Linked DNA regions of Mus musculus: region 2 is linked to region 1. A link is a loop called in an ENCODE intact Hi-C map of the cell type or tissue named here. Cell type or tissue: gastrocnemius. All regions are shown on one strand. Links, peaks and the distances in the headings refer to the core of each region. The heading gives the core; the rest is flanking DNA.

Evidence for each region. A loop is a pair of places that touch in the nucleus more often than their neighbours do. Peaks named below come from ENCODE experiments on the same cell type or tissue, not always from the same donor. Only the 100,000 strongest peaks of a DNase experiment are listed, where the experiment ranks them.
Region 2: a loop joins it to region 1, with 2.0 times the contacts of the local background. A loop is called at or near these places in 6 of 42 quality-filtered maps.

Annotation. Positions count from the first base shown.
Region 1 is chr2:98,350,506-98,359,228 of GRCm38, forward strand. No RefSeq gene overlaps it. Among named protein-coding and RNA genes, the nearest start is that of Gm33780, 360 kb to the right of the region's middle. In gastrocnemius, for the core only: no CTCF peak of the experiment used is centred there; a DNase peak (open chromatin) is centred at 3,891.
Region 2 is chr2:98,401,009-98,409,731 of GRCm38, forward strand. No RefSeq gene overlaps it. Among named protein-coding and RNA genes, the nearest start is that of Gm33780, 310 kb to the right of the region's middle. In gastrocnemius, for the core only: no CTCF peak of the experiment used is centred there; no DNase peak of the experiment used is centred there.

The DNA.
Region 1 (8,723 bases), core at 2,937-5,436:
TGCATGGTCCTTCTTTTCCATCTCAGCTCCAAACTTTGTCTCTGTAACTCCCTCCATGGGTGTTTTGTTCCCCATTCTAAGGAAGAACAAAGTATCCATAGTTTGGTTTTCCTTCTTCTTGAGTTTCATGTGTTTTGCAAATTGTATCTTGGGTATTCTAAGTATCTGGGCTAATATCCTAATATCAGTGAGTGAATATCATGTGAGTTCTTTTGTGATTGGGTTACCTCACTGAGGATAATATCTTCTAGATCCATCCATTTGCCTAAGAATTTCATAAAAATAGCAAACATTGTTATTTTTTCAGTTTGTCATTAGAGATTCAACAGATGTTTTCTAAACAGCAACTACAATGTCAGATCTTTTGCATGATGCTCAGAAACATATGGAAGACATGTTTTAGGTAAAAATTACCCTGTCCTTCCTGTGTGCAGAAGAATGGCTTTCAACTTTTGTAAATATAAGTTTTATTTACCTGATGTAATTGTTGTCTCAGGGGCATATTGTTAAATAAGTTCACCTTTTCTAGTTCTGTATGCACTTTGGCAGGCTGGTTCAGCTTAAGTGTTCTGGCTCAAATTCTTCTCCCAGCTGACTGATTCAATCTGATTTCTCTCTCACTGAATTGCTCTGCTTGGCCTCAAAACCACTCTTGAAATTTTCTTTAATCTTCTGGCTCCTTCTTATTCTCTGGCTTCACCTGCTTTTGCTGACCAGCACTGAACTCACAAAGTCAGCTCCACTGACTCACGGCACTGACTCCAAATGACTGCTTCTATCAGTTTTGATTTCCTGTGATATTCTCCTGAGAGTTGGTTGTATCCTGTCTCTGACTTATTCTATCAAATCTTTGTCTGATTCAATTTCTCTGCCCCTGAATTAGATGTCAAGTTCAAACATGGCTGCTTCCTTCTAAAAGCTAATGCTAATTTAAAATGGTGTTTACTAAGGTCATATCTGTAGTCTAGCCAGAAGGATTAAAGATGTGTGGTGTGTCTGCATTCTCTCGAGATTACACAGACCTAGATTTTTAGATATGATCCCTTGAAGAGCAGTCATATGGTTGAATTAAGAATTCTATACAAATTTCATCAGATATTTTGTCTTGAAACAGAGTTTTTCTTAAAATCCTTGATTGCTATCAATAAGACTATGAAAATATAATTTGCCTTTGGCTACATGAGTTGTGAAGTAATTTATAATCAAAATGTCCTTGCAATGTGTGATGATCAAATGATTTGTTTGTGATATACTTCAAAGTATAGAAAATGCTGCAAAATAGCAGATATTGATGATACTTTGATCCATGATTATCAAGAATAAATTATAGCTTGGAAGATAAAAATATCTCATGGTTTCATTCAGTTCAAATTTTTAACACTTAAAACACAATGGCAGAGTTGACCACTTTGAAGACTAGTTCTTTGGTTACACTTTAGATACATCAACAAATGTATCTAATGGTAAATTTTTTTAAAGAGACATTTGTATCTTAACTATAAAAGCCACATTTAAAATGCAAAATGCTATAGCAAATAAAATGTATCTTAAAATCTTTCTTAAATGTAAATCTTATCTTAAAGTTTCTTGATTCTTCACCATGGGAAATCTGAAGGGAGAAGTTCTCTTCCTTTGACAACAGTTCAGTATCTTCAGATATCTATTGAGCATTTTCTCCTTGAACTCTGACTCCAGACTGCCTATATTTTGTATTTTCCTGTGTCTTCCTTTTTCTGAGTTTTATTTACTTTTATTATATCTATTCCTTGTCTACTAAAAGTATATTGAAATCTAATTTTAAGACAGACAGTGGTCTCTGTATGAAGGAGACAACAATGAACTGAACAGATAGGATTTCAAATGATAGAATTCCAATGAGGTTAAATTTTATCTTAGGTTGTTCAGTAAAAATAAACAATTCAAAAACTACCCTCAATCTTTGACTGCTGCAAGGAATCATCCTTTTAAATAAGACCTACATTGCTTTCCTGAATGTTTTCTGTGTTAACATATGAAAGGGCCACATACAGAACTCCAAAATTACATTCCTTGTAACAAAGAACTTTATAACAAAGAGCTTTGTACCTTGAATTGACTAAAAGTTAGCTATTTTTTCCTTCCTCCAACTCTTTAAATTTTGATTCATTCTTGACTAGAGCCGAATCTTGTTGACATAGACTTCCCTTAGTATAAAACAGTTTTTCATGTATCATATTGAGAGACATTCTGGTTGAACACTCAGAGGAACTAAATCCTTTCAGGCCATATTTACATTTCCTACAGTAAGTGTTTTATCATCAGTGTCTCAGATACACATAGTTCTCAGGTTCTGAGTACATTCTTTGAAATCATCCCTCCTGATGGTTTCTCCTTTCAAATTGTTACCACTGAGAATTCTGCACAGTGTTCTTTGATTAGCACTTACATACAAAGAAATGATTGCTACTGAGCAGAATGAGGATTCATAATATGTCATTCTAAGAACAGGATACAAGTTTGCTCAGAAAAAGAGAGTTTATTAAAATGTTGTCATAATTTAATGTGTTATCATTCTTTATTTGAATCAGATGAAACCACTTATCACCTGGACTGCATGTATCAGATTATTATGGCTATTGGAAATGGTATTTGGAATTATAGTCTAAGAATCATTGTCAGGAAGGAATACTTCTTGTGTGTGTGTATGAATGTCTATGTGTTTGTGTATGAAATACATGTATCATTGCTTTTAAGACTGAATATTTCTCTGTTGAGAGACCTTTCTACTTTTCCTTAACATTTGCATCTTATTTTCTGGTTCGAACTGACAAAAGCATGACCTCTCTTCTTTCCTTTGCCTGGTGGCTTTAATACACTTTAATACACTTTAATACACTTTAATAAACTTTCTGTATTGTACTAAAATGATTTTATTGTTTTCATTTTCTCTTTGTCTCTTATGTGAACATACATGTACACACAAACACACACTACATATACATGTGTATACAATATCATTCCTCCTGAGTTACAAGTGTTTGTAAATTTCATTTATTTTTATTGCTCACATTTACCTATTATTAGAAAAATATATTGACTTTCTCTTGAAGCATATAATCTCAGAATATTAAAGAATTTCTTGAAAGCAAAATTATAACTTTTCTTTCTAACTAGTGAATTTGCAGGATGATTTTCACAGTCAGTTCTTCTTAACAGCTATGTTTGACTTTTAATATGGAATTTGCAGTTCCTCAGGAGCTGTATAGTGGAAGCACCTGGTAAAAACAAATACAATGTGAAATTAATATTATAGGTTGTGGTTCTACTAAGAGTTTACATGTAAGACTTGGGCTTTTCTAAAATCTCATGAAAGAGAAGAAAGAGAATCGGTGTGGTACAAATAGAAAAAGTGCATACCTTTGAGTGAAGAAATAAATAGAGTTAAAGTTTAAGATTGACTTAGTTTATTCCTTTCTAAGGAAAGTGAACTAATTAAAAAAAAAAGGACAGATCCTCTTCATATTCATATGTGTGCTGGCTTTGATAAAAAAAGCTACAATGGGCTATGAAATAGAGACTAACTGAATCATAGGTGAGAATGCCTCATCCACCATTCCTTTTACATAAAAAGATGTGTGGATTGATGTTCTGTCATTTTTCACTGCAGTTCACACGTGTTCCCTGGACCTCTCTCTTCCTCCGAGTCTCACCTTCTGTCAATATGAAAAATGAAATGACAGCAATAGAACTTTCATTTTTTTTTTCTTCTTTGAGATTTGCAAATCATGTGAGAGTAGGGAACCATCTGTTACTATCATGTAATAAGGCCCAAAGTACTGGGCAGAGAAAATACTGTCTGGCATGGCAAATGTATCAGCTGGCCCAGATCTCGACCAGGCTCCCGCCCCAGAAGTGTGGAGGACCTGGGGACACTGATTCTGGCAGGCATTTTGTAGGCATGCTGGTGTTCCACAGAACATGAAGGAACAGCTGCAGGGAGCAGGGGTGGTACAGCAGGTTGTGAAATGAGATATGAGCTTGTGTCAGAGTCATTAAGCTTTTCTGATAAATGGGCTGCAAATTAATTGATAGTTTTACTAATTAATTTATTTGAGTTGCTGTAATCCTCAGACCTGGCTGTGGCTGTTAACAGTGCAGCATGTTACTTCAGCACAGAGAGGATTTTTGTTGTTGTTGTTGTTGTGGTTCTTGTTCTTGCTGTTGTTTTATTTTGTTTTTTTTTTTCCACTCCAAATAAGGAATTTGGTTTTAGACTTCCTTACTGATGAGGCTTCTCAAAACAGATCAGCAACAAGACTAATAAACCATTAAAATGCACTGTTAATGCACATTAATACTTGAATCATGATATTTATATTAGGAAGAATGGTAACATTGCCAATCTTCTGAATTTGTATTGGAATGCATGAGAATTGCCCCAAGTGGCATTAATAGACCTTCATGAAATTGTTGCCATATCTAACTGCTAAGTATCTTTCCTTAGTAGGGAAATTAAGCACCAGTATGTCAGAGAATGTAGATAAATGTGCTCATCTGCTTCTGAAATTAACTCTTGATGTGTGCATAAAAACATATAAATATACACACATGAGATTTCATGAGGCAAACATGATGCCTATGTATATAAATAAGTAAATACTTCATTTTTCTTTTCCTGAAAATAAATATTATCTAATCTATCACTCTAAATTAGTAAATATTAATCATATATCATGAAACAAAATACTACAGTATAGCTTACATAAACATAAACAAAAATCCCCTTACCTAGTATGCTATTCTGTTGCTGTGATAAAGAATACCCAAGATATAAGATAGAATTTGCAAAACACATGAAACTCAAGAAGAACGAAGACCAAAGTGTGGACACTTTTCCCCTTCTTAGATTTGGGAACAAAACACCCATGGAAGGAGTTACAGAGTCAAAGTTTGGAGCTGAGACGAAAGGATGGACCATATAGAGACTGCCGTATCCCATAATCAGTTTCCAAAAGTTAACACTATTGCATACACTGGCAAGATTTTGCTGAGAGGACCCAGATATAGCTGTCTCTTATGAGGCTATGCCGGGGCCTAGCAAACACAGAAGAGGATGCTCACAGTCAGCTATTGGGTGGATCACAGGGTCCCCAATGGAGTAGCTAGGAAAGTACCCAAACAGCTAAAGGGGTCTGCAACCCTATAGGTGGAACAACATTATGAACTAACCAGTACCCCCCGGAGCTCATGTCTCTAGCTGCATATGTATCAGAAGTTTGCCTAGTCAGCCATCAGTGGAAAGAGAGGTCCATTGGTCATGCAAACTTTATATGCCCCAGTACATGGGGAATGCCAGGGCCAAGAAGTGGGAGTGGGTGTGTGGGAGAGAGGGTGGGGGAGCGTGTGGGGGACTTTTGGGATAACATTGAAAATGTAAATGAAATAAATACCTAATTACAAAAAGCAAATGGGATAGGGAAGTATTTATTTGGCTTCATATTATAGTACATCATAAGAGACGCCAAGGCAGGAACTCAAGTATGGAAGCTGGATCTCAAACAGAAAGGAACAGTACTCACTGGCTTCAGGAGGAATCTTCCTTATAAGGCTCAAGCTTACTTGCCTCAGGTAGCAGCAAACTCTGTGCCTTGACCTTTCCACATTCATCATTAATCAAGATAATGCCACAAGTGATTACACCAATGGTAATATAATAGAAACAATTCTTTAATTGAGATTTCTTCTTTCCAAGTTTGTTTGCTTTGATTAAATTTGGCAAAAATTAAATATGAGACTTTTCAATATATAAAACTAAAATAGTATAATTATGTAATTTAAAAAGCATTATCTATATTTTGTCATGCTATATTGTTTGTGTTGAATGTAGTTTTCTAAAGCTTTAAGTGAAGAAATAGTGACAGTATAACTTAAGACTCTACTTGTTCAGAGTGATAACCATAAATTAACATATTCCTTAGATATGAGGCTTTCTTACAGATCTATAAACACATATTTGTATACATGAATAAATATACAAAATATATATTGATATGTGGCATATATTATGCCTTCTTTTTTAGCAAAACATTTTCATTATAACTGGTTTAGTTCTTTTTTGTTTGTTTGTTTGTTTGTTTCTTTTTAATCACCCTAAAATAATCCATTTTAAAAATAATAATTCAATTAAAACACATTGACATTATGTGGTTTTAACATCTTAAGATACTTTAGTTTAAATCATATCTACATAGCTACTGATATATCCTAATATTTTCCTTATTTTTGTTTCAATTTGATACAAGTTAGAGTCATTTCAGACAATAATCTCTGAATTGAAAAAAAAATGCCTCTTTGAGATTAAAGTACAGGCTGGAGCAGACTCCTAGTTGGTCTGATCCCATGAAAACTCCACATCCTGAAACATCCTAGAGGACTTGCTGCACTCAGAGCAGTTGCTAAGAATCCCCCTCTCAAGTCCCAGAGCTGCTACTGGGAACCTGGTGGACACAGAAACATCACCCACCAAAACCCCCACCCTCCCAAACACCACTCCCCTTCCTTCTATCGCTTCCACCCCTTCTGCCTGTTTCTTGCTGCTGGGGCAGACCCCTAATTTGGTCTACTCCCATGAAGACTCCATATCCCAACCATTCTAGAGGACCTGCTACACTCAGATCAGTTGAACCCGCTGCACTCAGAATGATTGAATAGTAGAGGACCCAGAGCAGTTGAGGATCCAATGTTCTCAGAGAAGTTGAGGATTGGGTGCACTAAGCACAGTTGGACAACAGCCTGATTATTCCACTGAAGACCTAACAGTCTGAAGGCCTCCCTGGAGACCTACTGCAGCCAGGGAAACAGATCAGCAGCTTCTCTGCCTCTGTAAAGAGCCCCCAATTGGAAGGTCCCACAGGTGGGCTGATACAGCCAGGGCCACAGCCCTACAGGAGAAATGAATCAACCCAAGGACAAAAGAGGCAGACACTGTAGAGTCACCCAGATCAACAAACAAAAGGGATATCCAGATGGCAAAAGACAAGCACAAGACCATAAGCAAAAGAAGCCAAGATACATGAGCATCATCAGAACCCAGTTCTCCCACCACAGAAAGCTCTGAATATGCCAATACACCTGAAAATCAGGAAGCTGACATAAAGTCCTATATCATGGAGATAATAGAGTCCTTTAAGGAGGATATCAATAACTCACTGAAAGAAATACAGAAAAACACAGGTAAACAGGTGAAGGAATTGAATAAACTGATCTAAAACTTAAAAGTGGAAGTAGAAAAAATAAGGAAAGCATAGATTGAGGCAAACTTGGAAATGGAGAACCTAGGAAAGAAGATGGGAATTACAGATGTAAATATTACCAACAAAATATACGAGATAAAAGAGAATCTCGGGTATAATAGATATGGTAGAAGAGATTGACACAACTGTTAAAGTTCAAATCATAAAAAAACTCCTAACCCAAAGCATCCAGGAAATTCAGGACACAATGAAAATACCAAATCTAAGGATATTTAGAATAGAGGAGAACAAAGATTACCAGGTCAAAGGACTTGAAAATGTCTTCAACAAAATCCTAGAAGAAAAGTTCCCCAACCTAAGAAAGATATGGGCATAAAGGTACAAGAAGCTTATAGAACATGGAATAAATGGGATCAGAAAAGAAGATATCTTCACATAATTATCAAAACACTAAATGCACAGAGCAAAGAAAGAATATTAAAAGCTGCAGGGGAAAAAGGCCAAGTAACAAGGTAGACCCATTAGAATTACACCAGACTTCTCAACAGAGTCTATGAAAGCTAGAAGAGATTCACCAGACATGATGCAGACTCTAAGAGAACAGAAATGGTAGCCCAGGCTACTATATAGAGCAAAACTCTCAATCAGCATAGATGGAGGAACCAAAATATTCCAGGACAAACCCAAAAACAGACAGTATCTATCCACCAACTCAGGCCTGGAGAGGATCCTGGAAGGAAAACTCCAACACAAGAAAGATACATGCACCAAAGAAAGGAAAAGATAGAAATCATCTCACAACAAAGTCAAAAGTAGAGAGCCACAAGCACATATAGCCACCTACAAAAACAAGCATATCAGGAACCAACAGTCATCTTTTTAATAACTCTCAATATTAATGGACACAACTCACCTATAAAAAATATAAGCTAACAGACTGCATATGCAAATGAGATCCAGCATTTTGCTGCTCACAAGAAACACATCTCAACAAAAAAGACACACTATCTCAGAGTAAAAAGATGAAAAATGTTCTTCCAAGTAAATGATCCCTGGAAACAATCAGGAGTTGCCATTCTAATATCCAATAAATTAGATTTTAACCAAAAGTTATCAAGCATGATGGAGGACACTTCATATTCAGCAAGGCAATAATCCACCAAGAGAAAGTCTTAATTGTAAACATCTATGCCCCAAATGCAAAAGCACCGAAATTCATAAAAGCAACTTTACTAAAACTCAAAACACACATTGACTCCACACAATAATATCAGGAGATTTAAACGCCCCACTCTCACCAATGGGCAGCTCACTAAAACAGAATCTAAGCAGAGACACAGTGAAACTAAGAGAAGTTATGAACCAAATGGTTTTAACAGATATATAGAGGATATTTCATCCTAAAACAAATCCAACTACACATCAAAACCATCATTCACCATGATCAAGTAGGCTTCATCTCACGATACAAGGTTGGTTTAATATGCAAAA
Region 2 (8,723 bases), core at 2,545-5,044, 50 kb after region 1:
GATGCACAATGTGTGTTTGAGTAATCCTGGTTTAAATCTTTGTGGTTGATGTGGGTTTTCTTTTGTTTAGTGTTTTGTTCTTAGGACAAAAATGCCTGAATCTTCAATGGTGCTTTCTTCTGGGTAATGAGTGAGACAACCATTCAACCAGTGAGCCAGATAATGAATAGATGTTGGGCTTGATTACATTTTAAATGCATATTAACCATTTAACCCCAATTGGAAGTGCTACTGAAAAAGACTTTGAATAAGCTGAAGCCTTAAAAGCAAAGCAACAGAAGATAACTTCTGGGTCTTGTATCCTGGATCTCTCAGTGACCAGTGCACACAGGAGAGCACATGGGCCTCAGAAGCAACAGAGCTTCTTGGACAGGGTCCCTTCAGGCCTTCATCATCAGCCAAGAGGCAGAGCTGAGAACCAGATCTCTGGCCACCTTCCCTGCCAGAGGAAAGACTGCCTCCAGGGAGGGCTTTGACCCTAGGACTCAGGTGAGAGCACCATCCTGTATCCGGGTCTCTCAGAGACCAATCCACACAGGAGAGCTCACAGGCCACAGAAGCAACAGAACGTCTTGGACAGGGACACTTCAGACCTTCATCTTCAGCCTGGAGAGAGAGCTGCAATCCAGATCTCTGTGCACCTTCCCTACAAGAGGAGACCTGGCTGCAGAGAGTGCTCTGCCCACTGGGACTCAGGAGAGAGTTGGACTCTCAGGAGTGCTGAGAGAGGCTAACATAATCACAGGAGGAACAAGCTCAAGTCAGAGACAGCTAGAACATCTAACTCCAGAGATTACCAGATGGCAAAAGGCAAATATAAGAATCTTACTAACAGAAGTCAAGACCACTCAGCATCATCAGTACCCAGTACTCCCAACACAGTGAGTCCTGGATATCCCCATACCTGAAAAGCAAGATTTGGATTTAAAATCATATTTCTTGATGCAGGTAAAGGATTATAAGAAGAGCATTAATAACTCACTTAAAGAAATACAGGAGAACACTACTAAACAGATAGAAGTCCTTAAAGTAGAAAAACAAAAAATCCCTTAAAGAATTAAAGGAAATCAAAACCAAACAGGAGAAGAAATTGAACAAAACGATCCAAAATCTAAAATGGAAGTAGAAACAATAAAGAAAGCCCAAAGGAAACAACTCTGGAAATAGAAATCCTAGGAAAGAAATCAGGAACCTTAGATGTGAGCATCAGCAACAGAATACAAGAGATTTAAGAGAGAATCTCAGGTGCAGAAGATTCCATAGAAAACATGGACACAGCAATCAAAGAAAATGCAAAAAGATCTAACTCAAATCATACAGGAAATTTATGACACAATGAAAAGACCAAACCTAAGGATAATAGAAATAGATGAGACTGAAGATTTTCAACTTACAAGGCCAGTAACAACAAATTATAGAAGAAAACTTCCCTAATCTAAAGAAAGAGATGCCCATGAACATACAAGAAGCCTACCTAACTCCAAATAGACTGAACCAGAAAAGAAATTCCTCCTGACATATAATAATCAGAACAACAAATTCACTAAATAAAGATAGAATATTAAAAGCTGTAAGGGAAAAAGGTCAAGTAATATATAAAGGTAGATCTATTAGAATTACACCAAACTTCTCACCAGAGACTATGAAAGCCAGAAGATCCTGGAAAGATGTTATACAGAACATAAGAGAACTCAAATGCCAGCCCAGGCTATTTTACCCAGAAAAACTCTCCATTACCATAGAGGGAGAAACCAAAACATTCCACGAAAAACCAAATTCACACAACATCTTTCCATGAATCCAGCCCTTCAAATGATAATAAAGGGAAAACTCCAGGAGAAGGAGGGAAATTATGCCCTGGAAAAAGCGAGAAAGTAATCCTTCAATAAACCTAATAAAAAAGATAGCCACAAGAGCAGAATCCTAACTCTAACAACAAAAATAACAGGAAGCATCAATTAGTTTTCCTTAATATATCTTAATGTCATTGGACTCAATTCCCAAATAAAAAGACACAGACTAATAGACTGGCTACATAAACAGGACCCAACATTTTGCTGCATATTGGAAACCCACCTCAGAGACAGAGACACTACCTCAGAGTAAAAGGCTGGAAAACAATTTACCAAGCATATGGTCCTAAGAAACAAGCTGAAGTAGCCATTCTAATATCGAATAAAATCGATTTCCAGTGCAAATTTATCAAAAAAGACAAGGAGGAGCACTTCATACTCATTAAAGGTAAAATCTTCCAAGATGAACTCTCAATTTTGAATATGCTCCAAATGCAAGGGCAGTCATATTCTTTAAAGAAACTTTAGTAAAGTTCAAAGCACACATTGCACCTCACACAATAATAGTGAGAAACTTCAACTCCATACTCTCATCAATGGAAAGATCCTGGAAACAGAAACTGAACAGAGACAAATTGAAAATAACAGAAGTTATGAAACAAATGGAGCTAACAGATATCTACAGAACATTTTATCCTAAAACACCTCATGGTACCTTCTCCAAAATTGACCATATAATTGGTCACAAAAAAGGCCTCAACAGATACAAAAATATTGAAATTATCTCATACATCCTATCAGATCACCATGGACTAAGGCTGATCTTCAATAACACAATAAATAATAGAAAGCCAACATTCTTTTTCTAAAATTGCTTTTTATTAAATATTTTCTTTATTTACATTTCAAATGATATCCCCTTTCCTAGTTTCCCCTATGAAAATCCACTATCCCCTCCTCCCCCCGATTCTCCCCAACCCACCTACTCCCATTCCTGGTCCTGGCATTTCTCTATACTGGGGCATAGAGGAACAAGGGTCTCTTCTCCTATTGATGACCAACTAGGCAATCCTCTGCCACATATATAGCTAGAGCCACAAGATCCACCATGTCTTTTCTTTGATTGGTGGTATAATTCCAAAAAGCTCTGTGGGTACTGGTTAGTTCATATTGATGTTCCTTCTATGGGGCTTCAGTCCCCTTCAGCCCCCTGGGTATTTCTCTGGCTCCTTCATTGGTGACCTTGTGCATACATCCTTGTGCATTGGGGACTGTGAGCATCCACTTCTATATTTGCCAGGCACTGGAAAAGCCTCTCAGGAGACAGCAATATCAGGCTCCTATCAGCAGGCTCTTGTTGGCATCTGCCTAGTGTCTTGGTTTGCTGGTTGATTATGGGCTGAATCCCCAAGTGGGGCAGTCTCTGGATGGTTGTTCCTTCAGGATCTGCTCTGCACTCTGTCTCCTTAACTCCTTCCATGGATATTTTCTTCCCCAATCTAAGAAGGAACAAAGTATCCACACTTTGGTCTTCCTTCATTTTGAGGATGTTGAGCATTGTTTCAGGTACTTTTCAGCCATTTAGTATTCCTAAGTTGAGAATTCTTGTTTAGCTCTGTACCCCATTTTAATGGGGTTATTTGATTTTGTGGAGTCCAGTTCCTTTAGTTCTTTATATATATTGGATATTAGTTCCCTATCAGATTTAGAATTGGTAAAGATCCTTTCCCAATCTGTTGGTGAACTTTTTGTCTTATTGGCAGTGTCTTGCCCATATCTGTGAGGCATTTCCCACTTCCTACTCTGTAAGTTTCAGTGTCTTTGGTTTTATGTGTAGTTCCTTGATCCACTTAGAATTGAGCTTAGTACAAGGAGATAAGAATGGATCAATTCGCATTCTTCTGCTTGATAACTGCCAGTTGAGCCAGGACCATTTGTTGAAAATGCTGTCTTTTTTTTCCACTGGATGATTTTAGCTTTGTCCAAGATCAAGTGACCATAGAAGTTTGGGTTCATTTCTGGGTCTTCAATTCTATTCCATTGATTTACCTATCTGTAGCTATAACAGTACCATGCAGTTTTTAATCACAATTGCTCTTTAGTACAGTTTGAGATCAGGCATGGTGATTACACCAGAGGTTCTTTTATTGTTGAGAATAGTTTTTCCTATCCTAGGTTTTTTGTTATTCCAGATGAATTTGCAAATTGCCCTTTCAAATTCTTTGAAGAATTGAGTTAAAATTTTGATGGGGATTGCATTGAATCTGTAGATTGCTTTCAGCAAGATAGCCATTTTGATTATATCAATCCTGCCAATCCATGAGCATGGGAGATCTTTCCATCTTCTGAGATCTTCTTTGATTTCTTTCTTCAGAGACTTGAATTTCTTATCATACAGATCTTTCTCTTCCTTAGTTAGAGTTACACCAAAGTATTTTATAATATTTGTGACTATTGTGAAGGGTGTTGTTTTCCTAATTTCTTTCTCAGCATGTTCGTTTTTTGTGTAGAGAAAGGCCACTGATTTGTTTGAGTTAATTTTTTATCCAGGTACTGCACTGAAGCTGTATGTAAGGTTTAGGAGTTCTCAGGTTTAATTTTTAGGGCCACTTATATATATTATAATATCATCTGCAAATAGTGATATTTTGACTTCTTCCTTTTCCATTTGGATCCTCCTGATCTCCTTTTGTTGTCTAATTGTTCTGGATAGGACTTAAAGTACTATATTAGGTAGGGAGAAATTAGGCAGCCTAGTCTAGTCCCTGATTTTAGTGGAATTGCTTAAAGTTTCTCTTTATTTAGGTTGATGTCTACTACTGATTTCTGGTAGGTTGCTTTTATTATGTTTAGTTATGGGCCTTGAATTCCTGATATTACCAGAACTTTTATCATGAAGGGGTATTGGATTTTTGTCAAATGCTTTCTCAGCATCTAAGGAGATGATGATGTGGTTTTTATTGTTAAGTTTGTTTAAATAGTGGATTACTTTGATGGATTTCCATATATTAAACCATCGCTGTAATCCTGGGATGAAGCCTACTCAATCATGATGGATGATCATTTTGATGTGTTCTTAGATTAAGTTTGCAAGAAGTTTATTGAGTATTTTTGCACTGATAGTCATGAGGGAAATTGGCCTGAAGTACTTTCTTTGTTGGGTATTCATGTGGTTTAGGTATCAGAGGAATTGTGGCTTCATAGAACGAATTGGGTAGAGTACCTTCAGTTTCTATTTTGTGAACAAGTTTGAGGAGAATTGGAATTAGATCTTCTTCAATGGTCTCGTAGAACTCTGCACTAAACCCATCTGGTCCTGGGTTTTTTTTTTTTTTTTTATTGGAAGACTATTGATGACTGATTCTATTTCATTAGGGGATATGGGACTGTTTAGATCATTAATCTGATCATGGTTTAACTTTGTTACCTGGTATCTGTCTAGAAAATTGTCCATTTCATCAAGATTTCCCAGTTTTGTTGAGTATAGGCTTTTGCAGTAGGATTTGATGATGTTTTAGATTTCCTGAGTTCTTTTGTTATGTCTCCCTTTTCATTTTTGATTTTGTTAATCAGGATAGTGTCCCTGAGCCCTCTAGTTACTCTGGCTAAGAGTTTATCTATCTTGTTGATTTTTCAAAAAACCAACTCCTGGTTGGTTGATTCTTTGTATAGTTCTTTTTGTTTCCACTTGCTTGATTTCAGCCCTGAGTTTGATTATTTCCTGCCGTCTACTCCTTTTGGGTGAATTTGCTTCATTTTGTTCTAGAGCTTTTAGGTGTGCTGTCAAGCTGCTAGTATATGCTATTTCTATTTTATTTTTCGTGGCACTCATACCTATGAGCTTTCCTTTTAGGACTGCTTTCATTGTGTCCCATAATTTTGGGCATGTGGTGAATTCATTTTCATTAAACTCTAAAAAGTCTTTAATTTCTATCTTTCTTTTTTACTTGACCAAGTTATCATTGAATAGAGTGTTGTTCAGCTTCCAAGTGAATGTTGGCTTTGTATTACTTATGTTGTTATTGAAGATCAGCCTTAGTCTGTGGTGATTTGATAGGATGTATGGGATAATTTCAATATTTTTCTATCTGTTCAGTCCTGTATTCTGTACTTGCTTCCTTCCATCTCAGCTCCAAACTTTGTCTCTGTAACTCTTTCCATGGGTATGTTGTTCCCCTTTCTAAGAAATAATGAAGTATCCACAATTTGGTATTCCTTCTTGAGTTTCATGTGTTTTGCAAATTGTATCTTGTGTATTCTAAGTTTCTGGGCTAATATCCACTTATCATTGAGTGCATATCATGTGTGTTCTTTTGTGAATGGTTTACCTCACTCAGGATGATATCTTCCAGATCCATCCATTTACCTAAAAATTTTATAAATTCATTGTTTTTAATAGCTGAGTAGTACATCATTGTGTAAATGTACCACATTTTCTGTGTCCATTCCTCTGTTAAGGGACATCTCAGTATTTCCAGCTTCTGGATGTTATAAATAAAGTTGCTATGAACATAGTGGAGAATGTGTCCCTATTGCAAGTTAGAACATCTTCTAGGTATATGCTCAGAAGAGTAATTGCTGGATCTTCCAGTAATATTATGTCCAATTCTCTGAGGAACCACCAAACTGCTTTCCAGAGTGGTTGCACTAGCTTGTAATCCTATCAACAAAGGGTGAATATTCCTCTTTCTCCACATACTCACCATCATCTGCTCTCACTTGAATTTTTAATCTTAGCCATTCTGACTGGTGTGAGTTGGAATCTCAGGGTTGTTTTGATTTGCATTTCCCTGATGACTAATGATGTTGAACTTTTTTTTTTTGGTGCCTTTTGGTCATTTGAGATTCTTTAGATGAGATTTTTTTGTTTTTGAGAATTTTTCATTCAGCTCTGTATCCCATTTTCATTAGCACCCTATTAAAAATGTGTAGCAGTGGGGGATTGGGAATGTGAGGAAGCCACTAGAAAGTCCCAGATGCCAGGAAAGCAAGAGGCTCCCAATATCCAACAGGGATGACATTAACTGAAATACCCAACAACGTAGAGAGAGAACCTGTAGAGATCATAGCCAGAGGTTAGGCATGGCCCCCAGTTAGGGATGGGGCCACTTACCCATCTCAAAAATATTAACTCAGAATTGCTCGATTCTACTGGAAATTCAGGGACAAAGAATGGAGCAGAGAGTGAAGGAAAGGGCTTCTAGAGACTGCCTCACCTAGGGATTCATCCCATCTTCAAACACTAAACGCAGATACTAATGCCAAGAAGTCCTTGCTGACAGGAGCCTAGTATAGCTGTCCCCTGAGAGGCTTCACCAGAACCTGCCCATTACAAATGTCGATGCTTGCAGTCAGCCATAGGACTGAACATGTGGACCCCAATGGAAGAGCTAAGGAAAGGACTGAAGGAGCTGAAGGGATTTGCAACACCATTGGAAGAACAACAATATCAACCAACCAGACCCCCTATAGCTCCCAAGGACTAAATCACCAACCAACGACTACACATGGAAGTACCCATGGCTCCAGCTACACATGTAGCAGAGGATTGTCCTATCTGGCATCAAGGGAAGAGGAGACTCTTGGTCCTGGGAAGGCCAGACACTCCAGTGTAGGGGAATGCTAGGGCAGTGAGGCAGAAGTGCATAGGTGGTTTGGTCAGGGAGTACCCTCATAGAAGCTAGGGGAAGGGAGGATTGGGTAAGAGGTTTAAGGAGGAGAAACCAGGAAGCAGGAGAGCATTTGAAAAGTTAATAAATAAAATAAGCAATATAAAAAGGAAAAGAATAAGCTTATCCCACGTTTCTTAAAAAATAAATTGTTAATGTACAGCAGTTCTGATAACATAGTTTAGTTTAATTTGATTAAATCCTTAGTGTGCTTCTGAATGATAGGTAATAGTTAATGAAATTTGATGTCTAATATAAATAAGTAGACTTAACTGTTCCTGTAACATTGAATTATTTAAGTTTAAAGTTACTAAAATATAATTGCCACAAAATTTGTCAAATTGTTTTGTTAAGTAAATAAAATGCTTCAGGATATGTAATGGGAAGAGAAACTGTTGCTCATAAACACTGTCTTTTATATCTACTAATTGTCTATACAGGGAAATGAACAAAGGCAAGAGGTTTTCTTGTCTCGAAGACAGGGGTAATACCATTAACAGACTTTATCGTGAGGTGATAAGCATGAACAATAGATTGCTTGTTAAAATGTGGAAAACAGCTCAGATTTTACAATGACCTACAGTGGATTATAGGGCAATAATAAATAAAATTGGAAATATAGTTTGTTTAGAAGGCTCTACCCACAGAAGTACAGCATTAGTTAGAATAGTTTTCAAATTTAGAATATTTTAATATACTAAAATGAACTAAAATTTTTGATTTACATTATAAAGAAAACCTTTCAGGAGAGAATATATTATTTAGTTAAAAATAAATTAACTTTCAAATGAAACAACCTTATTTTTTTAATAAAACTTGATGGGTTACCTTAGATAAATTTATTTTTAATCTCTAGTCCAGACATTCGAAGAGTGATTTGACCAAAGCAAGGCAAAGTAAAAAAAAAAAAAAAAAAAGAAAGAAAGAAAGAAACGTCTCTTTTAAGATGTATGTTGAGCAGCAGCGGTCCCCATCTGGGTTCCGGGACTCCACGGGACCTAGGAAATTAGTCTGAACAGGTTAGAGGGTGTGCCAGAGAACCAGACAGCTTCTGGGAAGGGTGGAAGCACAGAGCCACTGAGGCAGCACCCTTGGCAGGCCGCAGACAGCCGGCCACCATCCGGACCAGAGGACAGGTGTCTGCCTGGCTTGGGAGGCGGCCTCAGCCTCAGCAGCAGCGGTCACCATCTTGGTTCCAGGACTCCCTGGAACTTAGGAATTTAGTCTGCACAGGTGAGAGTCTGCACCACAGAAGCTGACA